Linked DNA regions of Homo sapiens: regions 1, 3 and 4 are each linked to region 2. A link is an interaction called in ENCODE POLR2A ChIA-PET data of the cell type or tissue named here. Cell type or tissue: OCI-LY7. All regions are shown on one strand. Links, peaks and the distances in the headings refer to the core of each region. The heading gives the core; the rest is flanking DNA.

What was found. Peaks named below come from ENCODE experiments on the same cell type or tissue, not always from the same donor. Only the 100,000 strongest peaks of a DNase experiment are listed, where the experiment ranks them.
Region 1: POLR2A ChIA-PET joins it to region 2 with 5 read pairs; 2 of 35 experiments call an interaction of 5 or more read pairs at or near these places.
Region 3: POLR2A ChIA-PET joins it to region 2 with 5 read pairs; 2 of 35 experiments call an interaction of 5 or more read pairs at or near these places.
Region 4: POLR2A ChIA-PET joins it to region 2 with 5 read pairs; 1 of 35 experiments calls an interaction of 5 or more read pairs at or near these places.

Annotation. Positions count from the first base shown.
Region 1 is chr17:69,884,578-69,892,724 of GRCh38, reverse strand. The region is part of intron 4 of LINC01483 (long intergenic non-protein coding RNA 1483); the gene reads right to left. Among named protein-coding and RNA genes, the nearest start is that of LINC01497, 73 kb to the left of the region's middle. In OCI-LY7, for the core only: no CTCF peak of the experiment used is centred there; no DNase peak of the experiment used is centred there.
Region 2 is chr17:69,572,091-69,580,237 of GRCh38, reverse strand. No RefSeq gene overlaps it. Among named protein-coding and RNA genes, the nearest start is that of LINC01483, 18 kb to the left of the region's middle. In OCI-LY7, for the core only: no CTCF peak of the experiment used is centred there; DNase peaks (open chromatin) are centred at 2,987, 3,447, 4,737 and 5,337; H3K4me3 peaks cover 3,448 bases; H3K27ac peaks cover 5,000 bases.
Region 3 is chr17:69,489,165-69,497,311 of GRCh38, reverse strand. The region is part of intron 1 of MAP2K6 (mitogen-activated protein kinase kinase 6); the gene reads right to left. Among named protein-coding and RNA genes, the nearest start is that of MAP2K6-AS1, 7.7 kb to the right of the region's middle. In OCI-LY7, for the core only: no CTCF peak of the experiment used is centred there; no DNase peak of the experiment used is centred there.
Region 4 is chr17:68,497,142-68,505,288 of GRCh38, reverse strand. It overlaps a transcript of PRKAR1A not described here. Among named protein-coding and RNA genes, the nearest start is that of PRKAR1A, 11 kb to the left of the region's middle. RefSeq lists a silencer at 6,559-6,742. In OCI-LY7, for the core only: no CTCF peak of the experiment used is centred there; DNase peaks (open chromatin) are centred at 4,088 and 6,448; H3K4me3 peaks cover 1,171 bases; H3K27ac peaks cover 2,300 bases.

The sequences.
Region 1 (8,147 bases), core at 1,251-6,250, 310 kb before region 2:
TGGGCAACAGAGAGCGAAACTCCATCTCAAAAAAAAAAAAAAAAAAAAGCAACTATCTTCCACTGAAAATAGTGCAAACCAAAAATGTATCTTTTTTTTGTTTTGTCTAGCCATATTTGCTGTCTTTATCTCACAATGACCTTTCCCCAGCATATTTTTCTGTTTCTCTTTAATTAATGCCCAGTTTCTAAAAATAAAATGGCTAGTGGATCTTTGGATAATATTATTATTTCATTGGTACATACAATCAGGAAACGTATTTCTGTTTATACTCTTAAATCAGTTGAGAGTTGTAGATGAAGCCACATTCTGTCAGCACATTTTTTTTCCCAAAACCTGGAAAATGTAACAAAATCCAAAACAGCTGTAGGAAGTAGAGTATACACTCCATTTGCACTCAGCAGGAGAACTAACAGGAGGTAACGGGATAGTTTCCACATGAAAAAGTTACAAAGAATTTAACCTGTAATGAAAACTCTGATAATCTCTAGGAATGAAAGGTGCTTGGATGATGGGTTAGGGGTTTTTCATAAGTTCAAAGATCTGGTTTTCCCTATAAATGCTATGCAGGAATCGGAGACGTCCATGTGGTCATTGTTAACGTCTGATGGCCAACAAAAGTTCAGGCTTCATCATTAAGCCATTAAACTGTGACTGTGTGTGCATTTTAAGACTATGGATTACCTGCCCAAGCCTGTGTTTTCGAAAAGCATAGAAAGCAGAATCTCATCAGCTTATCACCATCTGCTCCAAGATAGAGACTCCGGTGCGTGGGTGTCAGTTTAAAAGTAGTTTCCTCTAAGATTCATTATGTGAAGCTCCTATAGCCTAGAGCTTCTCAAACGTTGGTATGCACATGAAGAATCTCTGGACCTTGTTAAATGCAGATTCTGATTCAGCTGGCCTGGGTGGGATTGGACCTGAGATGCTACATTTCTATCAAGCTTTCAGGTGGTCTTATGCTGCTAATCCGTGGGCCACCATTGGGGTAGCAGGAGCGCAGAGGATTTCTGCCACAACACCACTATCACATCTGTGGTAGGCAGTCTCTGAAATGACTCCCAGTGATCCCACCTTCCTGATATTCAAGCCGACATGAAATCCCCTTCACTTGAGTGTAGGCTGGACCTATTAATAATGACTCACTTCTACTGAACTGAATGCGGCAAAAGCAATGGTATGTTTCTTCTGAGGTCAGGTAATAAAAAGACTGTAACTTCAGTGTAGGTGTCACTCTCTCTCTCTCGAACCCCTGCTCTCGATAAAGCAAGCAACTGTCTACGTTGTGAGTGGCCCCTGGAGGGTCCCATATGTCTCCAGCCAATAGCTAGTAAGGACCTGGGCCATATGAGCAAGTTGGGAAGTGGATCATCCACTAGTCAAGCTTTGAGATGAATACAACCTCTTCTAACACCTTGTTTGCAAGCTCAAGAGAAATCCTGAGCCAGAGGTACCCAGTAAGGCCATGCCCAAATATCTGATACAGAGAAACAGAGAATAAACATTTATTGTTTTAAGCATCTAAATATTGGAACAATCAGTTATGCAGCAATAGATACTAATACAGCATCACTCATAAAACGCTCTTTACAAAAGTTAAATTTTTAAAAATCGGTACTTAGAGAATATTTTATTAGCCATGACTAAGGGCCAAACATTTTGGATGCTCAAAATCCACACTTTTGTCACCCTGCTTCTGAGGGTATCCATGCACCACTGAGGCTGGACTCATCTTTCCTGATCGCTTTGAAATTGGGATTGAGATTTATAGACTCTCTTTACTTTGGGATTCAAATCAGTTTAGTTAGAGCTAACTCAGAGAACAATTAGTTCAGGATCCTTTTATAATGTGAAATCCTGATCTTTTGAGGATAGCTTAAACCAGAACGCAGTGTGGGATATGTGAGATATGGCCCTCTAGTCTACCAACTTAGCAGAAACTCGTTGATTTTCTAGAGCTTTCTGAGGCAAGAGCAAAGTAATTCCACTGTAAGAAAGACAACGCGTATGTACAAAAGAGGCAGGGCAGAAGAGTTAAAAATAAACCAAAGATAGCTGTTCGCCGCCTTATTGACTTGCTTTTGATTCCTGTTCTTGGACACAGAGGTTCCCACCCCTTTGTCTTAATCTGCACTTGAACTGACCTAGGTTCCTCATGAGGACTCAGTTTCAGAGAACTGAAATTCTCTGGCTCTTAATTTCAGCTTGTGATATCTGCACTTACTTTTTTCTATATTTACCTTACTTTCGTGCAATCAGATTTTTTAGAAGGGAGGAGAGATCAAAGAAGAAAGATGTATTTGGAAACTTAAGGCAAAATTGTGATATGTTTTGATGGCTTGAAAGGATATACTATATGTATATCTGATTTCAAAATATGCCCACATAACTCTTTTCCTTTCCGTGTCCATGGATATGACAGCAGCTTACTTAATTATTACCACATCTGGACTATGCTGCACTCATTAGTCTCCAGTCTCTTGATTTTCTGAATCACAGTGTCACTCTTCTGCACCCCAAAACTTGGACAGTGCTGCAGGATCCATAGGTTAAGCTCACCGTTCACATCTCCCTAGATGTCCCATTCAATATACCTTTCCAACATTATCATCCATTGCTCTTGTCCTTGGACCGTTCAATCCCGCAAATCCTTTTCTATACCATTGTTCATGCCATTCCCCCTTCATATTCCATCTCTCTTTTCTTCCCACATAAAAAAAATTATCCTCAAATCATCCAGATCTAGACCAAATTCTGCCCACTCCAGGCCACAATGGTATCTCCCTTCTCTGAAGAAGGTGTGTTTAGTTTGTATGGCACTTGCTTAGAATCTTTCTTTGCCCCTTCCTTCCACTGTTGTAGGCAACTGTCATTTCCCTCTTGCATCACTACATCCTCAGGTGCTCATGTATTATTATAATGCACTGTCATTCAAGTGTTCACAGATTCCTTTCACAAAGAAATTGTTAGTTCCAAGATTAAAGGGACGCTGTGTTTACGTTATTTACTTATTGATTAAACATCTAATTTCTCACATTTTAGAAACTCACTTAATTGATGCTCAATCAATATTTGGAGGGGGGAATCTAATTTATTTTTCCAAATTTTTTTCTTATTAACTTATTTTAATTTTAGTTTTAATTTAAATATGTATTTATTTAGCTTATTTTTCCAAATGTCTTGAGCCTACCCAGAAACTTCTTTCTTGTACTAGGTAGTACAAAAAACACAGTAACTAAATCAGTGACTAAACAAGACCATGAAGCGGCTAAATTATGTATATTTTAAAAAATCTGACCACACTCAAGGTGACTTTTTTCTGTCTACATGCTTAATTAGCCTATCTCATCAGACTCTGTATTTACCGGTGTGTGGGCACACCTACTTCCATGGATTTCAACCTGCCTTATCTACAGATAACAGTCAAGTTTAAGGAGAACGAAATATCTCACATTCTGAATATACTGCTTTAAAGCTTAGATTCACAGATTGTTAAAACTAGAAATAATCATCAGGACTTGTTTTCCCGTATCCTGATTTTATTGAGGACTGGAATGGCTGTGGCACTTGCAAATACTCATAGGGATATGCACAGTAGGGCATGAGCTCCTGATTCCCAGCCCTGGCGCTCACAGCCTCTCTGTGCTACTCCTGGTCCTCCAAACGCCAAGATACACCATTTAATCTTTTTTTTTTTTTTTTAATTGAGATGGAGTCTCACTCTGTCACCCAGGCTGGAATGCAGTGATGAGATCTTGGCTCACTACAACCTACGCCTCCCGGAGTCAAGCGATTCTCCTGCCTCAGCCTCCCGAGTTGCTGGGACTACGGGCATGCATCACCACACCCGGCTAATTTTTGTAATTTTAGTAGAGACAGGGTTTCACCATATTCGCCAGGCTGGTGTCAAACTCCTGACCTTGTGATCCACCCGCCTCGGCTTCCCAAAGTGCTGGGATTACAGGCGTGAGCCACCGTGCCCGGCCACAATTTGAATCTTTAATAAGCCTTTATGTGAGGATATTATTGATAGAAGCTGAGAAAACTGATGTTAAAGGTAAGTCCTGGGAGGATTTACTAACTGGCGTCAAAGGCTAGGATGGCAATGTGTATTAAAATAAGTCTTTGAAAAACAAACAAAAAAAGGCCTTGAAAGGCAACCAGAATGAAAGGGCACCCACTTAAAATATGAATTATTAGTGTCCACCCTACTCACGCCACACAACTGCTACACATGTGTATACACGCACACTCACAGATGCTGATTTTGGCACTGTGTGGCCTTAAGTATTGATTGATCAAATTGAGCTAGGAAAAAAAAGTCTACAGTCCTGAATTTTTGATTTGTCAATCAAGGAAAGGGAATTATGTCATTATTCAACAGTGAAGATTATGTTCAACTCATTTATGTACATAGACAACTCATTTATATTGACTTATTTTAATACACATTGCTGTCTTTTCCTTAGACGCCAGTTAGTAAATCTTCCCATGCTATATGACAGCCAGTCCTGGAGAAGAAGAAAATCACCTATCCCAGGAAAAGTGGGTAGGCACTGAGAAAGAAGAAAAATCAACACACAAGATGAAGGCCATGGACCTTTGAAAGGCTGTTGCCCAAATTGAGAAGGAAATCCTATTTTTGCTTGCTAATTTCAGGGAGAAAAAAAATAAGGCAGTGTAACTATACATAAGGTGAGTGGGTTTTTGTTGTCGTTGTTGTTTTTGGACATAGAATCTCACTCTGTTGCCCAGCATGGACTGCTGTGGCACAATCTGCATTCATTGCAACCTCTGCCTCCTGGGCCCAAGCGATTCTCCTGCCTCGGCCTCTCAAGTAGCTGGGAATACAGGTGCATGCCACCATGCCCGGTTATTTTTATTTTTATTTTTTTGTATTTTTAGTAGAGAGTGTTTCACCACATTGGCCAGGTTGGTCTCAAACTCCTGGCCCCAAGTGATCCACCTGCTTTGGCCTCCCGAAGTGCTGGGATTACAAGTGTGAGCCACCCCACCTGGCCGAGGTAAGTGCAATTTTAAAATCCATGTCACAAAGGATTTTCTGGGATCAGTTTGCCCTGCTTGTATGCTTAATGTTTGATATAGAGCTAATTTAATATTTTCTGTAGGTTATGAGACAATCTCAATGATGGACTACTTGTCCGCCATTTGAAGAAGTCAAAGAGGATTAGGACACGCATGCATGCATACACACACACATATTTTCAAACTGGTATCACAACATCTCAATAATTCATAGTGAAATTGAGTAAAAGTCCACCAATACAAGTGTGACAAGAACATCAGTAGTGACCTTAAATACCATCATTTTAATCATTCCCAAATACATCAGACTTAAGGATTAATTTATGTCAATCCCTGAAATTGTATTATTCTCTTTATCTGTTCCTAAAAGGAAACAAAATAAAAATTCCCCTCCTTAACTCAAAGACCTCAGAAGATAAAACTATGGAATTTTCCCTGACCACCTGGAAACCTTGGGCATGTCTTCAGAAATACCATGTTCTATCGCCATCTGCCACCAACAAGCAATCAGGCACATTGTCACCCTGTCGCAGGGACATGTGTGTATATATGCCTCTGGGTGAGTACGCATGAGAATCTGTGCGTGTGAATGTACATGTGTGTACATGTGAGTGTGTGCAGGGGTGTGTGAATGTGTGAGTGCATTAAGAAAATCTTCCTAAGAAGGAAATGGAAAATTACTGGTCTAGATGGAAACTAAAAATAAAAACTTAACATATGAGAGGTGTTTTTTTTTTTACAAACAGAAACATTTTATGTATGCTACTTTGCTCCAAGAATTTATGCCACAAAGATTCCTGTTTTATTGAAGAATATCATTTGTCCCCAGAACAATGTGAATTTGAACGATGGTAAAAGGGAGATCTCAATCGTTTCTATCTTGGCCCCCAAGTCCTGTGACATCTGATGGTAATGTAAGCGTCCTGGAAACAGTAAACTATCTCATACATATTTATATTGGAAAATGTACCCATAAATATTCAGTTTGAAGCCCCCATCTGTACTGTTCTTCTGAGGTAGGTAAGATTATGCTAATCTCATACAGGTAGCCACTAAAGTGCAAAGTGATTGGTTTAGCAAAACACAACTATTTTACTTGCAAAATATTATATTTAGAGAAAAAGCTCTGGATTAAAATCTTGACTTCACCACTTACTAGCTCTGTGATTTGATTAACTTCTCCATGCCTCAATATCTGCTTTCCAAACATTTAGTTGATAGTATGAATACCTGCTTTACAACATTATGGGTAAAAAATGAGTTAATGCATGATAATTTTAAGCTCTTAATAAATGCTTATTATTATTACTGTAATTACTACAAATTTAGAACTAGCAATAGTACTTTTGACGCCTAGTCCTATATCCTTCACATTGGCAATGTGATATTGAGTGCCTTAACACTACAACCTACAAATATAGTTGTTTTCAGAGGAAGAAAACTTAGGTAACAGTCAGGCATTTAACAAACATGCATTGAGTGTCTCCTTGTGGCTTGATGAGTGTTGGAAATGGTGAACAAGATAGACATAGACTCTGCCTCTTTGAGCTATTGTTTCTGTAACCTATAAGAAACTTATTTATTGATTCTACTCAAAGAGAACAATGGTGGATACATTGGGATTTTAAAACATCATTCTTCAGTATTAACATCAAGTACATGGCTTAAGGACCATTCAGGTATGCTCGATGTCCTTTTTCTAAATCTCAAGTACTTAAAGAAAAGGTAAGGTAAGAACAAGATCTCTAAGGTGGCAAATATTTCTTGAATTCATCAATCTTTTCAAGCTCTTTTTCTTTACCTTCAAAGAAACTTATCCAGCCAACCAAAACTTTTCAATAAGAAAGTGTGGTGCCCCAGAAGAAATACAGAATGATTTTTTTCTTTTTCTAGAGGTTTACTGCTGATTGCTCTAAAGATAGGGGAAGAAGTAGGGGAGGAAAATAACCCCAAATTCTCTTTGGATCAAGATGAAATGCTCTAGCAACATGAACCAGAGGGAGGCATCTAAGGGAAATGGTAATAAGCAACTCTTCATTGTTTTGGAACAAGTGTGCCTTCTTTGCTCACTAACAATCTATCGTTGAGTGCCACGGTGCTGTTTCATATCAAGATTGCAAAAACCATTACAAGCTGCATAGGTATTGGAGGCTCAACCAGATGTGATGAATTTCCATTGTTTTACTTAGTGCATGGAAAATATTACTAATGGCTGGTGTCAGGGGAGGCTTAACTGACCCCAATTGGCCAAACTCATCTGGGCGCATTTCTGTAAGTCAGACCCTTTAAATACTCTCTCCTGTTATTTCACAGGCCCCTCTCCCGTTTTATGAGATGTTTGACTATATAAAGCTCATTTTAGTAAAGGAGAAATTCCATGACTGCATGAACAGGTGGTCTGGGAACCTGGGAGAGGAGAGGGATATCTTTCCTTGAGACCGAATTTTATTTACAGCCAATTCTTGATTATCTTTGGACACACAAGACACACTTGAGCACAATGAAGAAAATAAAGTCTGAAAAATTCCATTCAGTCTTTTTCCCTGCCATTATCTTCACAAGAACTGCTAAAGGTTACAACAATTACAAATCTAATTGAGCAAAATTTCATCTCCTGTTGCAATTCAGGAGATGAATTCACTTCCTATTCCGTTTTTCCAATGCATCAGCTGAGCTACAATCAAGCAGTTAGAAGAAAAAGAGAGAAGGCCTTTGAAAATCCCTTATACCTATACCTAGAGTTGACATTCAAGTTTTGATTTTAATATATGATTTGCACTTTGAATTTTCTTGGAGATATTGATAATAACACATATCAGATAAATACCTGACTTCCACTTTCTTAATATATCAAGGTTTCCAGAACAACCCAGTTCTTGCTACAGTCACAGACCTGTTCTTTCCTTTTAGTTTAGAAGGCTTCAGAATGTGTCAAATTCTTCATTTTCTGCCTCTAGAAGTCTCATTTACAAAAGACATCCTCTTTTGTAAACTTGACATTGTCTTTAGATATTAGCTCATCAAGACCCAGAGTCCAGTTTCAGTTTAGAGGAACATGGAAAAATTTAAATACTTTTCTAAACCTTGTGTAACTTTATCTG
Region 2 (8,147 bases), core at 1,083-6,082:
TTTGTTGGCCATGACATTTGACATTTGAGATCATTCATACAATGGTCTCCAATTGTACATTTACAAAGATCCCCAATTTAAATAACACTGTAAGACCACTTTCCCCAAATATTTCCTCTTACCTCAATATCTGCCTGCTCAAGGTTACTTTACCCTAAATATGCCTTCTTACCTCAATATCTGCCTACTCAAATTCCTACATCTCCCTTCTTTGTCTTCAGAAATACTCACATCCTTCAAGGTCCAGTTCAGATGTCCTCTACTTGACGGAGCGCTTTCCAGTTCTCTGAGTCATTAGACACCCCATTCTTTCCTTCTGCTCCCACTAGACTTGGCATCTCCCTTGCACCATCTATCACATTTGGCCTCTTAATAAAATTGTTTTGTTTGTTTCCTAATAAATTGCAACCTCTTTCAAGGGAAATCATATTCTATACTTTACATCCTGGAAAGTGCTTGACATAACCCTTTGCTCATAGAAAATACCTAATATATATCAGTTGTAATAAATTAGAAAGACTAACCAAAGCTTGTAGCATAACTTCCACGTTATTAAAGCATGCAATAATAACTCCAAGCTACTTGCAATTCCCCAGACATTTATAGTGAAAGCAATAGCTATTATTTACTGAGCATTTATTATATGCTAAGGATATCCTATGCATCTTCTAGCTCACAACAACCCTGTGAAATTTGTCATGTTCAAATTTTACATACAAGGAAACAGAGGATTAATAACCCCTACAAAGCTACACAGATGGGAGGCAAAGGACAGAGAATCAAGGTTACCTAATTCCAGAATGTGCTCCTCACCGCCATGCTATTGCCACAACTAATGTCACGGATGTGTTTCCACAGGTATCCTGGACAGTATAACCAGTTTCCCTAAAGAGGTAATACTTTTTCACCAAGGCATACACATCCTCTTGCCCAGCCTCCCCTTGAAAACAGCTGGATAAAGTCATGATGGGTATAAACCATGGCTCAACACCAAGCTGTGAGCTAAAAGAAGGAAGAGAATCTAGAGCCCAAGAGTAGAACGGGGGTCACCAAAGCAAGGCCAAGACAGGAGCAGACCCAGTAGCTGATAGGAATTGAATCCAATGACAGTGAAGCTGGAAACCTGACTTGGAACAGACAGGAGCAGACATATGGACAAGTGCAAGGTCTGAAGAGGCCAGCAGTAGACAGGAACAAAACAAAAAGCTGACCTGCAAGGGGTCCAGAACACAGACATGAAGAATGGGCAAGGAGTCAAATTCAAGCAACCCCAAGGCCACAGCTCCAGATGTGCTGATGTTTCTGGGAAGGCAGACACAATCTCAAAAATTATCTGACTTGGGATTTTTAGGTACAGTTAAATGGAAAGTCCTGCCTAGAGAAGAGAATGGTGTTTGGGGGGAAAGTAATTCAGAAACTTCCGATAATTTATTTTTATGTCCCCAAAAGGGCATGGCACAATTGAAAGTGCACAGTAAACACTCCATAAACATTTGTCAATTACCTAATAGAGACGGAAGTTTGTTTATTTGTTTTTCTCTTGTAAACACAAAGTAAATCATACCCAGTCAAGTGCCCCTTGCTTAAACTAGCACAATAAATCCAAAGTACCCTAAAGAGGCCATTCTTTTGCAGAGTGCAGAGTTGAGTCCTGCGGGAGAAAACTGCTCTATTTCCTAAGCCTGAGTAACTGGAAATGCCATACATCGCTGCCAGGGAATAAGCAAAGATCCCCTGCCTACTTAAGAGCAGTACAAGCATTCTCCAAGATGTTATGATTTCAAGCAGCATTTGGGAAGCTAGCTTGAATCAAAACTAGACTCTTCCAGAAAGACCCATTCCATAACAACACTTCAAAAACTCATCTTTCCCAGATAAGAAAATTCACTATACATCATCATCAAATTTCCCAAAAAATCCAAGTTATCTCTGTTATAAAGGTCAAAATTCAAGGCCAATCATTCACTCCAAACAGAACTTTTTCAGAGGTCTGAAATTCCCAGATGAGTTAGACCAGACAAGATAAACTCTGCCCTTAGAGATTGCAGGAGAGGGGGGTTTATCTTCAGCAATTTTCCCTTGTAATCTTTGCTCTCAGATATCCTGAACTGAACCCATTATTCTATTTCAAATAGTATCAGTAACCAAAGTCAACAGAGAAAAGATTATTTTTATTGTTTATGAAATACTTAATATTGTATGATATTGAAGGCTTAAACAAAATATCCTTCTTCATGGGTTACTCTATAATAATAATACCACCTGTAATAGCTTCCATTCAGTCCTAAATAAATTCTCCCTTCCTGCTAAACAGGAATATAAAACTTTAAAACCCATGAACAAAATTAACATTTTTAACTAGGTCATTTTAACTAGCCAGTTCTCTATTTATCGAGGATGTTGTGATCTAATCATTATTTCCCATAATAGGTTTTGCTTCTTTAATGATTTTAGTAGGAAAATCAGCCCCTTTTATGGGAGCTAGGATAATACACACATCCCATAACCGGTATCAGCCCTGTCTAAGTCACAAAACAAAAAGGCAACACAGTCATTTAAATCACAAATGAATACTCACATTTAGGCTAGGAAGAATATGTCCTAAGCTTTACCATAAGCTAATGGCCAAACTGTTAAGTCTACATAGATGTTTCTATGAATCTACTGAAAAGTAATGAAAGTATGAATATAGGAGAGGGTTCTCACTGAAGTCTAAAACATAGGTTAAAAGTTTTTTTTCCTTTACCCTTACAGAAAGGAGAGGAAAATCAGAAAAATATTAACATAACGTAACTGTCCTATGGAATAAATGCAGGTGTCCCCTGATGGGAACATAGTTCCCTCAACACTGTAGTTAAGACATTTTCCTCTAAGGCTAAGTAGAAGCAACAACACGGGTCTTACGCGCTTACCCATGCAGAGGCAGAACCAAAAAGTGTGTTCAACCGTCCAAACTCTGCTGGCCAGCCAACCTTAGACATTCGCGGAATATCACTTCTTCACCTGACTGGGTAGAAAATAACTGACATTAAACACCTGGAACCCACAACATTGTTCTCATCTGGCAGGCAGCATCAGAAAAACCTAACTGTCTATTTACAGGAGAATGACCACATATATAGAGTACATCCTACTATAACATGCAATCTGCAGTTTAAAATTAAAAGTGGTTCTGAGTATACTTATACAGAAAGAGCTTCAAGAGATACTTGACATGTTACAAGCACGTTTATGTTTGGGTGTGCAGTGGGATACCATTTACAGAAAGCCCAAATCACAAAAGAGCATAGCTCATCTAGAAGGATAAGTCAATCCAGCAACAGTGCCAGGATTGAGGGTCGGCCACCAACAAGGGCTTTGGGTTTATTTTTATATTTTCACAATGAGAAGTGTTGATGTATCTTTTATGTAAATGCCTTCTGCTCTTCTCTCCTTCCTCCAGCAAGGGTTCTGGCCAGTCATGGTCGTCATGTTTAGTTGCAAGAAGGGCAGCCTCTCATGCAGCAAGCAGCCATGATGGGCCATGTGGCTTACTATGTAGGATACATCACCTGTGTCCATCTTCTTGGGAGATTTCTCCTAGCACTTAGCTCTGGCTTCTTGAAAGTTATTTTATTTTATTTTATTTTATTTTATTTTATTTTATTTTATTTTATTTTATTTTATTTGAGGCGTAGTCTCGCTCTTGTCACCCAGGCTGGAATGCAGTGGCACGATCTCGGCTCACTGCAAGCTCCACCTACCAGGTTCACGCCATTCTCCTGACTCAGCCTCCCGAGTAGCTGGGACTACAGGCACCCGCCACCATGCCCGGCTGATTTTTTTTTTTTTTTTTTTTTGTATTTTTAGTAGAGACGGGGTTTTACCGTGTTAGCCAGGATGGTCTCAATCTCCTGACCTTGTGATCTGCCCGCCTTGGCCTGTCAAAGTGCTGGGATTATAGGCGTGAGCCACCACGCCTGGCCCTTGAAAGCTACTCTTAAACTTTTTAGCTAAATGACAAAAAGTTTTATCTTTTTGACCCCATTGCCTTTCAACTTCTTAGAAAATGCTCCATTTCAATCAAACAAGGTAGTTTGTTGCTCATAGTACTATTTTCCTGCTTAAAGACCTTCCGGAGCCCCTCTGCTCCCTGAAGCTTCCTCTGGTGGTCCTCTGAACCAGTATCTTTTTTCCTGAATTAACAAACTTTTTAGTAGATTTCCAAAGCACTTTAGTGAGTACTGCAGCTCATAAACTAGGATTAAAAACAACAACAACAAAATCTATGCCTTTTTTATTTCCTCCAGTTCGCTAGGCTTCCCCACAGCAGAATGATAGCATCAATAATTTATAATAATTCTCCAAGTAAACTAATCATGCAAACCACACTAATAAAACATTGTAAGCCTAGAACTGTGCTAATGACAACACAGTGGTTACAAAATTAATGATCTCCCTCAACTCTTTATCCAAAAATATCCCACAGCACTTTACGGTTTTAAGATATCAAGAAGCATTTTCCCTCTGCACAAGCAATTTGCTGGCTTCCCCCAGAAAGCACAAATGGCCAGGATAGGAAGTGTATGCTCAAAACTGGAAAATTACAAATATGTGAACCAGCTCTTGAAATTCCCCTTTGCACTGGATTAGAGCCAGGATAACGAGTCTTACACTTCCAGCCATGCATGAAAGATGTTTGGGGCTTTTTCTAATCCAAGACCCAGAGCACTTTTTCATGTTGACTTCCAGGGGACAAGGCACTAAGTGAAAGCATATCTTGCCACATGATTGACTTTTCTATTTTTTCTATTTATTTAAATGTGTCATCACAGCTAACCACATCCTTCATTTTATCCCATCCCATTAAGAAATACGATAAGAGATTTGAGCCCATCATTGGTTTTTTTTAAGTAAGGATTTAAACAGTAGACATGAAACAGAAGGAATAGTCAGAAGGCCTGAAATTGAGCACTATTCAAACACAGGTAAAAAGCATGAAATACCACCAAATCTGACCACCCATCGTACATTCACTTATCAATATGAAAACACTTCATCCACGGTAAAGGGCTTTGAAAATGTAAGTATTATTTTAAAGGCTATTATAAAATGTCCAATGAGGACTTTGAGCTAAGCATATTGTATAGCACTAAATGTAGTGTTGATAGGCACTCGGGATTTTTAAACATCGTTACTCATTGTTATTAAGATGAATAATTAGTGTAGCAGCTGTTGGTGAGCCAAACACTGATCTTTGATATGGACTTACCAGGAAGAAATGCCCATTTTCTCAGCCTCTTTCCTCTCCCCTCCCCTTGGACCCCAAAGCCACACAGGATGAGCAAAGCAGATCATGTGTTTGATGCATTGTATATGTGCAAACCAGACTGTGTACACATCAGTCTTCTTTGAGGAACTTGCACTAAGAGGATGGTAAGGAAGGAGCAAAGCTGACTGTCCGAGTTGACTTCCAATCAGGATATCCCAGCTGGAAGCAAGCCAGCTTCCGCTCCTTTGAATAAAGCAAGAAAGACGTGATCTTTCTTATAAATGAATGAACAATACCATCGGTGTGACCCCTTTTATAGGCTTCAGCCTTCAGTGTGACTCTAAGTCATTTGGTAACAAGTGAATTCCCGAAAAAGACTGGTCTGGCAATAAAGTCTGAATGTTCCAAAAGGCAGAATTAAACTGCCTAGTCATTCCTCTTCAAAAATCCACTTTTAAGTATTTCCTTTAACTTCAATGATTACCCTCAGGAGTAGTGAGAATCTAGGCATCTCATATACTGCTGACAAAAGAATGTGTGGGTGAGACCTCTTGGTGTCTTCGCATTACTTAACAACAAAAGCTTTCAGAATGTCCTTAACCTCTAACATAGAAATCCTGCTTCTAGGAATTTATCCTAAGTAAACATTTGTAACGTCACAAACACTTGGCTACAAGAACAATTTTTATAAAGCAATTTATAAGAAAGAAAAAATGCAAGACATCTTACATACACAGTAGTAATAGCCAGTTACATTCACTATAGTACACTCATATGATCACATATTTTGCAGTTATTAAAGAATGAGTATGCTTATTAAGAGTAATAAGAGCAAATATGTTTTCATTTTGGTAAATTTATATTTGTATTGGTTGTGTGTAGGAGAGAAAGACACACACACACACACACTTTGAGAGTCTAAACCCAAAAAATATAACCAGAGTTATTTCTGAATGCTAAGACTGTGTTTCATCTTTTTCTACTTGCTTATCTACATTTTCCCAATGAATATCTTTTATTTTAATAACAATTTCTTAGTTATGTTAAAAACCTGCAACCCGGAGCAGTACAAGATAGTTTTTGTTTTTGTTTAGTTTGGTTATTGTCATTGTTAATATTTTGTTTCTGGTTCTTATGTATGCTTTTTACTTGTTTGTTTGTTGTTTTAAAGGCAAGGTTATTAAGGTATGTTTAGCTCATGGACAAAAAGAGTTCTCCCAGCACATTTCCAGATTATCCTGCTTCGTATGCCTTTCCCTGCTGACCTGATGAAAGAGTTCTCAACTGCACTGGGGAAGAAAAATAACTTCAGGATGGAGAGTCAGAATAACCCAGATGAGGTTTACAGCCTGGGCAAGGGTGAAGGTTGTTGTGTGGACCCTTATGAACACAACTGAAGTTCCGGACTGGTTGGTAGTTAGCACACACCCTCCAGTTTCCATAATTGTACTTCCTTAGGCCACTGGTGTGAGATCCTTACTCTACCCCTTCTCCATGGGGTCATGAAGTTAATCCTGTTAAAACACATACACAAGATTAAATCATCTTTTCATTTTTCAGACAAGCACATAACACCACCCTGACACTGAGCAGATCATCTCCAGCTCCCTTCATATTATGCTACTGGAGACCAATCTTTATAACCAGAAGAGGAGGAGGAGGAGTTATTCTAACCTGTCGTTTTCTTCCTTTACATCACTTTTTCCTTTTAGGTCATATCCAAAAAAGGAAGGTAAATATATGTTTTAAATCATCTGCAGCAGTGTCTTAAATTATGTCATTTCTTAAAGGAGGAGGAAGAGGGAGTAGAGGAAGAAATAAGAAAGAAAACGGGAAAGAGAGGGAGGGACGTGGAGGAGAGGAGAGGGGAGGGAGGGGAGGGAAGAGGGGAGGAAGAAAGGGGACAGGAGGAGAAGGAAGGAAAGGAGAGGGGAGGGGAGGAGAAGGGAAGGGAAAAAAGGGGATAGGAGGGGAGGGGAGGGGAGACGAAGGGAGGGGAGGAAAAGAACATTAGTGATTATCTTTCTGGTTCCTTTTCTGCTGAAGCTTCACCTGTGAATTCTTTCTATGAGATCCACTACTGGGAAATTCTGGGAGCTCCAGGGAAGAGCTGCACAGCACATTTCTGGCTAAATAAATAAGGTTTTCTATCTTGATTTATTCATTCAGCGAGTACATGTCTCCATGTCAAAGGCTGACCTAAGAATCTTCCTTATAAAAATTCAGCAAGCATATCATTGCATTTTTTTTAATTAAAAGGATTGTGTGACAAGGGAAGCAGTATTCTACAGTTTATCAAGAATGAGTAGAGGAATCACTATACAAAGTATAATTTGTGCCTTTTTTCATATCTGACTATTCTATGTACTTTTTTTTTTTTTTTTTTGAGATGGAGTCTCACTCTGCCACCAGGCTGGAGTGCAGTGGCGCGATCTCAGCTCACTGCAAGCGATTGTCCTGCCTCAGCCTCCTGAGTAGCTGGGATTACAGGCATGCACCACCACACTCGGCTAATTTTTGTATTTTTAGTAAAGACAGCGTTTCACCATGTTAGCCAGGATGGTCTCAATCTCCTGACCTCGTGATCCACCCGCCTCGGCTTCCCAAAGTGCTGGGATTACAGGCATTGAGCCATCGCGTCAGCCTTTCTATGTACTTATTTTGTAGAATTCCTTCTCATCTGCTTAAATAACCATAAGTGATGAGAAATCTACCAAGTATAATATGACTTTTCATTTGCAAGTGTGTACCGCCCCAAGAAACATCATGGCGCCTTCTTCAAAGTACGCAGAGAGTACTCTTCAGATTGTAAGTCTGGCTCAAGAATAAAGAATGGAGAGATGTTCCTAGGCAAGTTGGAGGCTTCTAATCCCCACCCACACACTGCCACACCTTA
Region 3 (8,147 bases), core at 1,810-6,809, 84 kb after region 2:
AAAGTCCCCAATGCAATAAATACCTTTCCTCTGTGTTGCCACAGTACCCTGAACCTTCCTATGCTGATTAAGTGAACCCATCTGTTCATCCATGTCTTCCACTAAAAATGCAAGCCCTTTGAAGTCAGGGCCCATGTCTTCTTACCTATGTACAGAGTTTAAGCACTAGACCCAAAAATAAGAGGTAGAGACCACAGCAATCTGGCTCACAAATAAGCTGCTTGAATTTTGCAGAGGCAAAATCTATAGGCTCTGGTCACTTACTGCATAAGAGGAACAAAGGAACAGAAGCATAGTAGTAGTACTGGAAGTAGTAATAGTAATAGTAGAAGTATTGCTACTAGTAATAGTAGTGGTAATAAAAATGATACTCGTCATCTGGCTTTTCCACCCCCAAATGAAGTTAAGTGAAAGAGGAAAGTCAGGTCAGTGGGGGTGGCCAGTGGGGAAAGGGCAGATCATGAGTTCCAAGTCAGATGTATTAAGTATAAGATGCTGCAGGGACGGGACGCATGGCAGAATTCAAGCAGGCAAATGGAGCTTAAGAGAGGGACAGGAGGAAATGAGTAGATCTGGGAATGACAAACAGAGAGGTAGAAAGTTGCCTGAGACAGACAGGGAAACAAGAAGAATGAAAGAAGGTGGCCAGGTGCGGTGCCTTATGCCTGTAATCCCAGCACTTTGGGAGGCCAAGGTGGGCGGATCACTTTAGGTCAGGAGTTCGAGACCAGCCTGGCCAACGTGGTGAAACCCCATCTCTACTAAAAATACAAAAAATTAGCCGGGCGTGGGGCACACGCCTGTAATCCCAGCTACTCCGGAGGCTGAGGCGGGAGAATCGCTGGAACCCCATCTCTACTAAAAGTACAAAAAATTAGCCGGGTGTGGGGCACACGCTTGTAATCCCAGCTACTCTGGAGGCTGAGGCGGGAGAATCGCTGGAACCCGGGAGGCAGAGGTTGCAGTGAGCCGAGATCGCACCACTGCACTCCAGCCTGGGAGACAGAGCAAGACTCCCTCTCAAAAAAAAAAAAAAAGAAGGGAAGGCAGCCAGCCAAGCTAAGAACATTTCGAAGAATCGGTGAAGGACACAAAGAATTACGTTCCTGTCAAAGAAGAATGAGCCAGCCTGTCCATCCGCTAATTGGGAAATGGCCCCATTTTAAGAGAATAAAAGTGCTCAAATGGGTTTTATTACAGCTTCATGTGATTAAAGCTAAAAAAAAAAAAGTCCTAGTAGACCTTTTATGTCATGTTAACAATTTGGTGTTGACTAAGATGTTCTTAAAAGAACCTAAAAGCAAATCACAGCCAATGCCCTGAGTTATGTTCTAGGCCCAGGGAAAAGGCAGGAGGCAGGCAGTAGGGAACTCCTACTGTCTCGGTTCATCTCCTTCCTCATTTATGGGCTGCTTCACTCATTAGCATTGATCGCAAGGAAATGTAGTCATAAGGGTGTTAAAAACATCACTTTAAAATAAAAAATGGCAATGGGTTGCAAAGAAATTTAGTGGCGTGCTCGAGCTTTTCAAAATACACACTGGGTTTTGGTTAGGTTTTAAAAAATAAGTATTTTTTTTTTAGAGATAATACTGAAATGTTTACGAGTGAAATGATATTATTCTAGAATTTGCTTCAAAAAAAAAGGCAGAGTGGGGGATAGAGATACAGATAAAATAGGATTGGCCATGAGCTGGTCATTGTCAAAGCTGAGTGCTAGATACCTGGCAGTTATAATACAGTCCACTTTTGAATATGTTTGAAATTTACCAAAATAGCCAGGCGCAGTAGCTCAAGCCTGTAATTCCAGCACTTTGGGAGGCTGAGGCGAGTGGATCACCTGAGGTCTGGAGTTTGAGACCACCCTGGCCAACATGGTGAAACCCTGTCTCTATTAAAAATACAACAATTAGCTGGGCGTGTTGGTGGGCGCCTGTAGTCCCAGCTACTTGGGAGGCTGAGGCAGGGGAATCACTTGAACCTGGAAGGTGGAGGCAGTGAGCCGAAGTCTCGCCACTGCACTCCAGCTTGGGCGACAAGAGCGAGACTCCAGCTCAAAAAAAAAATAAATAAAAGAAAAAATAAAACGAAATTTACCAATATATAAAGATGTTCTTAAATAGTAACAGAATCACAGAAAATTCTGTTTTAATAGTTAAAAGAGTGGCATAGCGAATAAGAGGGGTGAATTTGTTGTTTTTTTTTTTTTTTTTATGTGGAAGTAATGGATTCTTTTTTTCCTCTGGTCCAAGACCACAATTTTGGGTTTTTGTTTTGTTTTGTTTTTTGGTTTTTGGTTTTTTTTCTAGACAGAGTTTCGCTCTTGTTGCCCAGGCTGGAGTGCAATGTCGCGATCTCGGCTCACGGCAACCTCCACCTCCCAGGTTCAAGCGATGCTCCTATCTCAGCCTCCCGAGTAGCTGGGATTACAGAAGTGCGCCACCATGCCCGGCTAATTTTGTATTTTTAGTAGAAACAGGGTTTCGCCATGTTGGCCAGGCTGGTCTCGAATTCCTGACCTCAGGTGATCCACCCGCCCCAGCCTCCCAAAGTGCTGGGATTACAGGCATGAGCCACCACGCCCGGCCCACAATTTTAATAGCACTCTGATCACCTCCCTTTTAACCAAAGGAAACTCCAAGATAGTAACTTTAATTCAACCAGCTGCTTGAAGACTAAGGGGGTAATAAAGAAACAAAGGAACGTTCTTCATCTGCAACTCCTCCCCTAGAATGCTATCAGTACAGGGTCTTATTTCCCTTTTAATCCAGGGGCTCTCCATTCATTTTGTTTTTTCCTTTCTTTTTTTTTTTAAAGACAGAGTCTCACTTTGTCACCCAGGCTGGAGTGCAGTGGCACGACCTTGGCTCACAGCAACCTCTGCCTCCTGGGTACAAGCGATTTTCATGCCCCAGCCTCCCAAGTAGCTGAGATTACAGGCATGTGCCACCATGCCCAGCTAATTTTTGTATTTTTAGTAGAGATGAGGTTTTACCGTGTTGGCCAGGCTGGTCACAAACTCTCGGCCTCAGGTGATCTGCCCGCCTTGGCCTCCCAACATGCTGGGATTACAGGCGTGAGCCACTGCACCTGACCTCCCTCCATTTCTTTTTGCCTCTCCCTTTCCTCTCCTCCTGCAACTTCATGCAATTATTTTGTTGAAGAAATGCAGGCCATGTGTCCTGTAGTTTTTTCCACTGGATTCTGCTGCTCTTATCCCTTGTTATTGACTCACACATCCCTCTGTTGGTTAGAAATTGATCAGATTCAACTTGATCAGATTGTTTGGCAAGACTACTTTGCAGGTGGCCTCACTTACTTTTAATTTATGCTAAATTGCTTAATTTTATGCAACCTAGCAAGCTAACTTAAACTCTTAATGAAAAAAGGAAAAATGAATAAATATAAATAATCCCTCAGCAAATTAACATTTTCATCTCTGTCAATTTGATGGGTACAAGGGTACAAGGGGTGTCTCATTGTTTTGAATCACATTTTAAAAATATTTAATGAAGCTGAGTATACATATATTTTTTTTTTTCTTTTTTCTTGAGATGGAGTTTCACTCTGTCCCCCAGGCTGGACTGCAATGGCACGATCTCAGCTCATTGCAACCTCTGTCTCCCGGGTTCAAGAAATTCTCCTTTCTCAGCCTCCCAAGTAGCTGGGACTATAGACGTACACCACCATGCCCAGCTTATTTTTGTATTTTTAGTAGAGACGGGGTTTCGCCATGCTGGCCAGGCTGATCTCAAACTCCTGACCTCAGGTGATCTGCCTGCCTCAGCCTCCCAAAGTGCTGGGATTACAGGCGTGAGACACCACGCCCAGCTGCAGCTGAGTATTTTTTATATATCCACTGTCATCTGTATTCATTTTTCTGTGAACTCCCTGTTCAAGTCATCTGCTCGTTTTTATAACAGGTTATTATTATTGTTTTCTTTGTAAAAGAAGGCATTGCCCCTTTTGTAGTTAGTGTTGCAACACACACACACACACACACAAACACATACACTGTTTTTTTTCCTTTTTGGTTATATAAAATTTTAAATTTTTACATTCTTTTATGTTCTCTGCATTTTCATAAGGTAAAAACATTCTTTCCGCTTCCCCAATGGCTAGATAGTTCTTCCAATATCACCTATTAATCTGTCTACTTGTTTCCAAATGAATTGTACACAACTTTTTAATATTTAAGCCTCTTATTCTTTTGTATAAGTTCATTGGCTGACATGTCCAAAACATATATGAAATATTCATGTAGACATCTTCATTTGATCCTCACTTTAAGAGAATTCTTTCTTGCTTTTCACAATTAAAAAAAAATGATGCTGGCTTTGGATTCAGCTGAATAGACCAACTGAATGATTTTTCTCATGTTGAGGAGGTATATCACTCTTTTCATTTTACTGAGTGGGCTAGGCTGAGGATGGTTCCCAAGTTCATGCCCATATCCTAATCCATGCAACCTATGAATGTTATCATGATAATTTTTTGCAGATGTGATTAAATTAAGGCTTTTGAGATGAGAAGATGAGCCTAAATTATCCAGGTGGGACTTAAATGCAATCAGAAGTGTCCTTACACAGAGGGGCAGAGGGAGAGTAGACACACCCAGAGAGGAGAAGGAGAGGCGAAGGCTGAGTCAGAGACTTTGGTGATGCAGCTGCAATGTAAGGAATGCCAAAGGCCAGCAGCCACCACAGGCATGGATCCTCTCCCAGAGCCTCTGGAGGGAGCCTGACATGCCAATACCTTCACTGTAGACTTCTGGCCTCCAGATGTCAGAGAAAAAATTTCTGGTGTTTTAACGGGACAGAATACAGAGCCCAGAAATAAGGCTGCACACCTACAACCATCTGATCTTCGACAAAGTGGACAAAAACAAACACTGGGGAAAGGACTCCCTATCCAATAAAAGGTGCCGGAATAACTAGCTAGCTATATGCAGAAGGTTGAAACTGGATCCCTTCCTTATACCATATACGAAAACCAACTCCAGAGGGATTAAAGATTTAAATGTAAAACCCAAAACTATAAAAACCCTGGAAGACAACCTAGGCACTACCACTCAGCCATAGGAATGGGCAAAGATTTCATAATGAAGATGCCAAAAGCAACTGCAATAAAAGCAAAAATTGACAAACAGGATCTAATTAAACTAAAGAGCATCTGCACAGCTAAAGAAATTATGAATAAACAGACAACCTACAGAACGGGAAAAAATTTTTGCAAACTATGCATCTGACAGAGGTCTCATATCCAGCATCTATAAGGAACTTAAACACATTTACAAGAAAAAAGCAAACAGCCCCATTAAAAAGTGGGCAAAGGACACAAACAGACACTTTTCAAAAGAAGATATACATGTGGCTAACAAGCATGTGAAAAAAAGCTCATCACTGATCATTAAAACCACAGTGAAATAACATCTCAGACCAGTCCGAATCAAATCAAAACCACGGTGAAATAACATCTCAGACCAGTCTGAATCAAATCAAAACCACGGTGAAATAACATCTCAGACCAGTCTGAAAGTCTATTATTCAAAAGTGAATAATAATAATAATAATAATAATAACAGATGCCAGCGAGGTTGCAGAGAAAAAGGAATGCTTATACATTGTTGGTGGGAGTGTAACTCAGTTCAACTATTGTGGAAAGCAGTGTGGCTATTCCTCAAAGAGCTAAAAACAGAACTACCATTTGACCCAGCAATGCCATTACTGGGTCTATATCCAGAGGAATAGAAATCATTCTACCATAAAGACACATACACATATATGTTCACTGCAGCACTATTCACAATAGCAGAGACGTGGAATCAATCCAAATGCCCATCAATGATAGACTGGATAAGAAAATGTGGGCCGGGCACAGTGGCTCACACCTGTAATCCCAGCACTTTGGGAAGCCAAGGCGGGCAGAATAGTTGAGGTCAGGAGTTCAAGACCAGCCTGGCCAACATGGTGAAACCACGTCTCTACTAAAAATACAAAAATTAGCCGGGCGTGGTGGCACGTGCCTGTAATCCCAGCTACTCAGGAGGCTGAGGCAGGAGAATTGCTTGAACCCTGGAGACAGAGGTTGCAGTGAGCCAAGATGGTGCCATTGCACTCCAGCCTGGGCGATAGAGTGAGACTCCGTCAAAAAAAAGAAGGAAGGAGGGAAGGAAGAAAGGAAGGAAGGAAGGAAGGAAGGAAAAAAGACAATGTGGTACATATACACCACGAAGTACTATGCAGCCATAAAAAAAGAACGAGATCACATCCTTTGCAGGAATATGGGTGGAGCTGGAGGATATTATCTTTAGCAAACTAATACAGAAAGAGAAAACCAGATTATCTCATGTTCTCACTTATATAAATGAGAACTAAATGATGAGAACACACGGACACATGAGGGAACAACACACACTGGGGCCTATCAGAGGGTGGAAGGAGGGGGAGGGAGAGGATCAGGAAAAATAACTAATGGGTACTAGGCTTAATACTTGGGTAATGAAATAATCTGTACAACAAATCCCCATGACACAAGTCTACCTATATAACAAACCTGCACATGTACCCCTGAACGTAAAACAAAACTTAAAAAAAAAAAATTCAGGGGTTTTAAACCACCAAGTTTGTGGTAATTTGTTACAGCAGCTACAGAAAATTATTAAATAATATGCTGTTATCAGAAATGGACAATGAATTTTGTCAAATTTTCTTCCAACATTTATTGAAATAATGCAGCATCCTTCCTGCCACACCCACACTGCCACACTCTCTAACAAATGTATTTCTTGCTTTTCCCATGCTCTTCTCTTCCTTTCCCTACCCCACTTTCACTCTCTTGCCTTCTTAACTCCTGTAGCATTTGGCCTTCAGAAGCATCTTGTGATCCTGCATTGCTAGTGGCGACAGAAACAAAGAACTGGCTAATCCCTGGACTCAAGAAACATCTACAGAGTCTCCATTTGACAATATAAGAAGGCAAAACAACCAAAGTTGAGAAATTAACTGCAAACTATAAAGAATGGATATTAGCAGAGGAGTCCCCTCCTGCTCTTCAGTGGAGCAAGGAAGGAGGAGAGGCTGACCCCCTTCCAGGTCTTTCTAACTCAACGCCATCTTGGAGGAAAAAGCATAAGGAAGAAATGCAGCTCTTTCCCCAGGCCTGAAATTCCTCATGAATTCTGAAACTCTTCATGTTCCCTACCAACAAGAAACAAGAGGGTAAAGAAACCGCGGCCAAAATAATAGAAAATATATGGCAAGATTCTTTACCCTGTAACTCAAATCCTGCAACCTGGAAAACCTCAGTTTAATCCTTTGCCCCATGGCTGTTTCTGCAATGTCTAGTTACCTTTCTTTCCAGAGAAGCTGGACGTTTGTGAGAGTCATGTTTTGCAAACCATAGCCTAGCAAAAGAACACAGTAGCCTTTGCCTTTTGTTCGGCTACATACTTTCCTGGCTTAGCGCATTTCCCACTGGTGACACTTCTGGCTAAGGGTTCGTGATGCCCAATTAAAAAGCAAAGACAAAGAAATTGCTTCAAGAAAATCAAAAAATTTAAATCTGAGATTTTCTAAAAAGAGAACGCTAATCTACAAAAACTAACAACTTATTTTCAAAGTACTGTAGTTTGGTTCATGCAAGTGTACTCATTTCAATATTAACTAGTTCAGATCCTCACGTAACCCTTAAAGTGAAAATTCCACAGTCCTATAGAAAGATTTAAACTCTAACTTTTTAACTCCTGAAGAAATAATCATTACCGTAATTAACAACTATTGCTTCAGGCAATGCCATAACTCAGGGTGTCAAAAGAAGTGGAGTTCTGTAGTCTTAGGTAATAAGTCTGGAAATTGTTCCAGGCAGTCACCTTGAAATATCTAAATCAGTTAATTGCGAAGACTGAGCACAAGAAAAAGTATATAAATTCTCTATTGTACCAGAACAATGTTCCACCTATGTGATCACAGAAATGTGGGTGAAACGTATTAGAGTAAATATGTTCCATGTAGTCTCATATACACTGTAACCTATGCAATGTTCCCAAACTTATTTTATTTTTCCTTTTTTCCTTTTTTTTTTTTTTTTTTTGAGACAGAGTTTCACTCTTGTTGCCCAGGCCGGAGTGCAATGGCGCAATCTCAGCT
Region 4 (8,147 bases), core at 2,127-7,126, 1.1 Mb after region 2:
GACAGAGTCTGGCTCTGCCACCTAAGCTGGAGTGCAGTGGCATGATCTTAGCTCACTGCAACCTCCGGGCTCAAGCCATCCTCCCACCTCAGCCTCCCAAGTAGCTGGGACTACAGGTGCACACCACCATGCTCAGCTAGTTTTTGTATTTTGGGGGGTAGAAACAGGGTTTTGCCACATTGCCCAGGCTAGTCTTGAACTTCTGGGCTCAAGAAGGCCTGCCTTGGCCTCCCAAATTACTGGGATTACAGATGTGAGCCACCACGCCTGTCCAACCACTGAATTTCTATACTTTCTCCCTATGTTTTTCTCTCTATTTTTTATTTGTGTGGGTACATAGAAGGTGTATGTATTTATGGGGTATATGGGATATTTTGATACAGGCATACAATGGGTAATAATCACATCAGGGTAACTGGGGTATCCATCACCTCAAAGCATTTATCCTTTACAATTATACTCTTTTAATTATTTTTAAATGTACAATTAAATTATTTTTTACTATTGTGCTATCAAATACTATGTCTTATTCATCCTTTCTAACTAGTTTTTACCCATTAACCATCCTTACATCCCCTCCACCCTCCACCGCTACACTTCCCAGCCACTGGTAACCATCCTTCTGCTCTCTATCTCCATCAGTCCAGTTGTTCTAATTTTTAGCTCCCACAAATAAGTGAGAATATGTGAAGTTTTTCTGTGCTTGGCCTACTTCACTTAACAAAATGAACTCCAGTTGTTTCCATGTTGTTGCAAATACATCTCATTCTTTTTTATGGCTGAATAGTACTCCATTATGTATTTGTACCACATGTCTTTTTTTGAGACAGAACCTCACTCTGTCGCCAGGCTGGAGTGCAGTGGCACGATCTCAGGTCACTGCAACCTCCGCCTCCTGGGTTCAAGTGATTCTCATGCCTCAGCCTCCCAAGTAGCTGAGATTACAGGTGTGCACCACCATGCCTGGCTAAATTTTTTTTTTTTTTAGTAGAGATGGGGTTTCATCATGTTGGTCAGGCTGGTCTCAAACTCCTGACCTCAAATGATCTTCCTGCCTTGGCCTCCCAAAGTGCTGGGATTACAGGTGTGAGTCACCATGCCCAGCCTTGTACCACATTTCTGTATCCACTCATCTATTGACAGACATTTGGGTTGCTTCCAAATCATGGCTATTGTGAATAATGCTACAGTAAATATGGGAGTGCAGATATCTCTTTGATATACTGATTTCCTTTCTTTGGGGTATGTACCTAGCAGTGGGATTGCTGGATAATATGGTAGCTTTATTATTAGCTTTCTGAGGAACCTCCAAACTGTTCTTCCTAGTGGTTGTACTAATTGACATTCCCACCAACAGAGTACAAAGTTTCCCTTTTCTGCACATCCTTGCCAGCATTTGTTATGGCCTGTCTTTTGGATAAAAGCCATTTTAACTGGGGTGCTATGATACCTCATTGTAGTTTTGATCTGCGTTTCTCTGATGATCAGTGATGTTGAACATCTTGTCATATGCCTGTTTGCCATTTGCATGTCTTCTTTTGAGAAATGTCTATTCAGATCTTTTGCCCATATTTAAATTGGATTATTAGATTTTTTCCTATATAGTTGTTCAAGCTCCTTATATATTCTGTATATTCTGTCTCCATATGTTTGCTTTTTGCAGAATGCCACATAGTTGGAAGCATACACTATGTAGCCTTTTTAGACTGACTGCTTCACTTAGTAACATGCAATTAAGATTCCTCCTTGTCTTTTTGTGACTGGATAGCTCATTTCTTTTTATTACTGAATAATATTCCACTGTATAGATGTACCACAATTTATCCATATTTACTAAAGGACATCTCGTTTGCTTCCAAGTGTTGGCAATTATGAATAAAGCTGCTATAAACATCCATGTGCAACTTCTCTGAGTAAATAGCAAGAAGTTCAATTTCTGGATCACATGGCAAAAGTACCTTTTGCTTTGTAAAAAAAAATTGCCAAACTGGATTCTAAAGTAGGTGTACCCTGTACCATCTTGCATTCCCACCAGCAATGAATGAGAGCTCCTGTTGCTCTACATCCTTGCCAGCATTTGTCAGTGCTTTGGATTTTAGGCATCCTGTTAAATGTGTAGTGGTTCCTCCTTGTTTTAATTTATAGTTCCCTAATGGCATATGCTGGTAAGCATCTTTTTTTGTGCTTATTTGCCATCTGTGAGTCTTCTCTGAGGTGGTGTCTGTTTAGGTCTTTGGCCATTTCTTTTTTAATCCAAAATGATTTTATTATTTTTCACTTTCCCAAAGCTTGTGAGCATGAATGCTTCTGAATCAGACCAATAAAGTCTATATTTTGGTTGAATACATTATTAGACTAACTTGTATGATCAAGTCCAGCTCGATTATCAGAAATCATAGAAGTTAACAATTTACTCTGAGAATCTGTTGCTAATATAGATGATGGATTTCCAATTTTTTCTTAGCTAAGAATTTACTCAACTTTAGCTCAGAACCAGATTCAAAATATCTTTTTTTTTTTTTTTTTTTTTTTTCCTGAGATGAAGTTTCGCTCTTGTTGCCCAGGCTGGAGTTCAATGGTGCAATCTCAGCTCACTGCAACCTCCACCTCCCAGGTTCAAGCGATTCTCCTGCCTCAGCCTCCTAAATAGCTGGGATTACAGACGCCCACCACCAACCTTGGCTAATTTTTGTATTTTTAGTAGAGACGGGGGTTTCACCATGTTGGTCAGTCTGGTCTTGAACTCCTGACCACAGGTGATCCACTTGCCTCAGCCTCCAAAAGTGCTGGGATTACAGGCGTGAGCCACTGTGCCTGGCCCCATTTTAGCCATTTTTTAATTGAGTTGTTTGTTCTCTTGTTGAGCTTAAGAGTTCTTTGTATATTTTGGATAAGGTCCATATAATTTTCATGTGTCACATTCTTTGACTTTTTTTTTCAATAATTTTAAAATGTAAAAAATTTCTTAGCATTTATGCTGCATGAAAACAGGTGATTCAACCCATGAGCCATAGCTTACCAACCCCTGCCTTAGAAGTTTAAATTGTCTTATAGCTGTGGGGATTTACTGAATGGCCTCATGCAGGGAAGAGATGTGACCAAGTGCACACTTTATCTTTTGGGTTCTAATGAAGCAAGGACATGAGTAGGGACTGCAAGGGCTCTCTGGAGTCTGGAGCCTGAACACTTCTCAGGAGTCTGTTGCAATGATCCAAGTAAGGGATGATGATAGCTAAAACTAAAAGATTTTGATGCAGGTGAATGAAGCTGGGCAGATTTGAGAGATATTAAGAAAATAAGAGCGAGAGAACCTAGGGATTGATGTGAAGGATAAGGAGGAGACAGGAAGGACTCAAAGATGATACCTAGATTTCTAACTCAGTGATTCTGCTGCTATTCACTGAATCAGAGAACACAGGAAGAAGCAGCAAGGGTTCCATTTTGGAATGTGTTCAGTTTGAAGGGCTGCTGGACATCCACAAAGAGCCGTCTAGTTGCTTCCTTGCTGGTCGGAAGTTTAAGAGAGCTGAGTTCTGGGCATGGTGGCTCATGCCTGTAATCCCAGCACTTTAGGAAGCTGAGGAGGGAGGATCACTTGAGGCCAGGAGTTTGAGACCAGCCTAGGCAAGATAGTGAGATGTCCCTCTCTACAAAAAAATTTAAAAATTAGCCAGGCATGGTTATGCACATGTGTAGTCCTAGCTACACAGGAAGCTGAGGTGGGAGGATGGCTTGAGCCCAGGAGTTCAAGGCTGCAGTGAGCCATGATTATACCACTGCACTCCAGCCTGGGCAATATAGCAAGACCGTGTCTCAAAAAGAGAGAGAGAGAATGCTGAGGGTTTTGAAATCATCAGCTTATTGATTATAACGCCATAGGAGTGAATGCAGCACCTCCTGGGACAGGCTATTGAGAGAGAAGTGGGAAGAAGAAAGGCAGCTGAATATAGAACCATGAGTAAGGCTAACAGTGAGAGGTTAAAGGGAGGAAGGGAGCCCAGAAGGAACATTTAGAAAGCAGGTGGCAAACCTGGAGAGGAAGGAGGTCACAGAAGCCAAGGGAAGCAAGTGTTCTGAGAAGCAGACAGATGCTGCAGAGAGTCAGAGTGAGAAATGAAGAGTCAGGGCAATTCACAGCTCAGGCAGGATACTGGAAACCAAGATGACACTTCTGATCCACCGTCAAGGAGGAGTATGCTCCGAGCTCTCTCCACATGGACTTATGTGCATTGACCAACCAGTAAGAGATGAGAGAATAAATAAACAGGAAGCTGTCATGCTGTTAAATGTTCCTTTGGAACTTGTATCAAAAGGCACAGGGAAAATATACAGAATGTGAAAACTGCGTTGTTTCCATTAACTGCTTTTCTACTCACATCTCAGGGAACAAATCCTCAATAGTGTCCTTACCTGAGCACTTTCACGGTGTGTATATTTGTCCATTTTCATGCTGCTGATAAAGTTATACCTGAGGCCGGGCGCCGTGGCTCATGCCTGTAATCTCAGCACTTTGGGAGGCCAAGGAGGGTGGATAAGCTGAGGTCAGGAGTTCAAGACCAGCCTAACCAACATGGTAAAACCCCATCTCTACTAAAAATAGAAAAAAAATTAGCCGGGCGTGGTGGTGGGCACCTGTAATCCCAGCTACTCAGGAGGCTGAGGCAGGAGAATCACTTGAACCCAGGTGGTGTACGTTGCAGTGAGCCAAAATCGCGCCATTGCACTCCAGCCTGGGCAACAAGAGCAAAATAACTCCATCTCAAAAAAAAAAAAAAAATACTCGAGACTGGGTGATTTACAAAGGAAGAGAAGTTTAATGGACTCACAGTTCCATGTGGCTGGGAGGCCTCACAATCATGGCGGAAGGCAAAAGGCATGTCTTACATGGAGGCAGACAAGAGAGAAAATGAGAACAAAGTGAAAGGGGTTTCCCCTTATAAAACCATCAGATCTCGTGAGACTTATTCACTACCTCAAGAATAGTATGGGGGAACCGCCCCCATGATTCAATTATCTCCCACCTGGTCCCTCCCACACACGTGGGAATTATGGGAGCTACAATTCAAGATGAGATTTGGGTGGGGACACAGCCAAACCATATCAGTGTGATTTTGAGAACTGTTTCCAATTGGTACAGCCCTCAAGCCTTGTTCTCAAACCTTCTCAGAAGTCTGTGAGTCATCCAGTATATAATCAATAAATTCTGATTCTACTTAGATCACCTAGGTTATGTTTCTTTGTTTGCAAATAAGAACTCTGGCTGATATATGTCCCATATCCTGTCCTGGGTATAAAAATCTCTAGGTTCCTGTTTGGATGATTAGGAAGTGACCTGTTAGTTAATGTATGGTCTTCATGTCATCCAAGAAGGGAAGGCCATGAAAGAGTGACTGTGGTCAGTTAGTCAAAAGTCGTAACTGCATGGCGAGCCTGGGCTGGCTGGCCATACTTTGACCAACGCTGATTCACCTACACCACTGGCTGGGGTGGCAGCCCACAGCAAAGAGCTGTGATCAGTGGCCACCACTTACAACTCATTACTCTATAGCACGGTGGCAATCTTAACTCTAGAGGACCAACACAAGCAATTCTCCTCTGTATACTGAAGAAAATTGTAGTAGAAATTCCAACACCTATTCTGAGAAACCCAACGTGCATTTTCCACCTTGAAATAAACATTTTACATGCAATGGTCTTAATAATGGTCATTAGTGAGCTGTAGTAAGCAACCCTGATGGATAGCCCATCTGGTCGGAAGCCTGGCTTGCTGTCCCAGCCCTGCCTGCTCCTAGATTTGGATTCTGGAATGCAAATCAGCACCCAATTTCTGAATATTTTCTCATCCCTTGTTGCTGAGTTTGTCTTGCTTACTTATATCCCTCCTCTCTCTCTCTCTCTCTCTCTCTCTCTCTCTCTCTCTTTTCCTCCCTTCTACTTCCATGACATCCCTGCTCTCTGATATAAGAAGAATGAGGAAGAATAGGTTAAGAGGGAGAAGGAACACTTTCCAGCAGAGGAAATGTGCAGAACACCCAAAGATGAGCAAATTCAGGCTGGAGGACATTTAGGAAACTACAAGTAATTCCACTGGATGTGAAGCCAGAAACTGTGTGAAGGGCATTGGCAAGAGGTGAGTCTGAAGAGCTCATGACAGTGACAATAACACATGGAGAGATCTTCTGTGCCTGGAACCGTTGTGAGGTTTCACATAGATTCCCACACCCTACCCTCACAGCACCTTTTGAGGTACGTACTATTGTTGTTCCTATTTTACAGATAAGGAAACTCCGGCATACAGAAGTTACACAACTTGCCCAAGTCATGTAGTGAGGAAGAGGCAGAGCTGGGGTGTGAACGAGGACCCTAAGCAAAGCTACTGAACTTGGACTTCCACCTGAGAGCTACAGAAGACCTTTAAAGAGGAGAGGGATCTGATTGGCCTGTACTTTAGAGAGATTGTAGGATGCCAGTGTGTCCCCTGATGCCAATAACAAGACTGAAACTGAGGATGTTTGGGAGTTAACACTCGAAGAAGATGTCAACAGACATCAGAGCCAGCACAGGAAGCAAGCGGGCAGTGGCGTGGGATGGAACTAGGGCCAATTGCCAGGTTTCCAAGAACTGAGTGGGGAGCTGCCAGGATTGCAGCCAAGGCTGCAGGAGATAAGGGCATGGGGATGGCACCTAACTGGCTCAGGCTATTTCTCAAAGGCAGGAGCACCCACCAGCTTCCTTGACCCTGACTGTACCCAGTGCCTGACACCAACTTATCTTTTCCAATTTATCTCCCTGGGTTCACATCCTCCCACAACCAGAACCTATTCTGTCATTTATACCCACACGTATTCACAAAACGACCCAGGGGCATTGCAAGAAATAAATACGTAATGAAATGATGTTAAAATATGGATAAAAACAAATATTAAGACCAGAGAAAACACTCATCAGAGCAGAAATTGAGCTTTTGGGGAGGAAAGGAGAAGAAACTCAAATATTCAAGCTGTGTGGTTCCTTGCTCTTGCTCAAGTTAAGCTCAAGTTTGAAGCTAAACTTCCAGTCAAAGTGAAAACGAAGGCAAGGTCATTTACATGGTCGTTACGGAGAGAAAAGAGGAAGTGCACCAGCTGCCAAGAAAACTTGTGGCCCTTTGCTAGCAAAGGTGTGGCATGAATTTTCAAAGTGGACTGCTTTCCAATCCCTTAACCCCCCCTTTACTTCCCCCATCACACCTGTGTTTAGGTGGTTGCATCCATCTAGCTTACAAGCATGTAAGTGTCAATCAAAATCCTGCCCAAATTTTAGAGCCCATCTTAAGTAGTTTGGCACCCATGAAGAAGGTGTCTTTTCCCTCCCTGGTCAGAAGTTTTTCCCCTTAATTATTTCTCTGCCTTGTTGTTGCTTCTTTCATAGCACTCATTATATTCTCTCACATGTTACAATTCAATGTCTATGTGTCTTGTCTTTCGTGAGGCAGCATAGCCTAATGGTTAGAGCAACAGCTCAGGAGTCAACCTCCCTGGGTTCTAGCTTGCCCCTCTCTGGCTGTGTAACCTTGGGCAACATACTTGATCCATCTAAGCTTCAGTTTTTTTTCATCTGTAAAATGAGAATCATAAGAGCATCATCCTTGTTCTCTTAGCACGGCACTTGGCACATGGTAAATTATCACATTTTTATCAGCATCTTCATAATTATCATCTCATCTCCTAGGGCTGTCAGTACAGTAGCCACTAGCCACAGGGAGCTCTTCAAATCTAAATTAATTATAATCAAATAAAGCTTAAAAGTCTTTTCCTTAGGGGTACTAGCCTCATTTCAAGTGCCAGCTGTAGCTAGTGACTACCATATTGGACAGCCCAGATACAGCATATTCCCACAATCACAGAAAGTTCTAAAGTTCCCTCTAGAACGGGGACTAGCAATTTTTTTTCTGTCAACGGTCAAATAGGTAATTATTTTAGACTTTGTGGCCATAAGGTCTTTGTTGCAACCACTCACCTTCACCACTATAGTGTGAAAGCAGCATAGACAACAAATAAATGAATGGGCATGGCTGTGTTCCAATAAAAGTTGACTTATGGACACTTTAAAGTAAATTTCATCTAATTTTTATGTCACAAAATATCATTCTCCATTCGAGCTTGTTT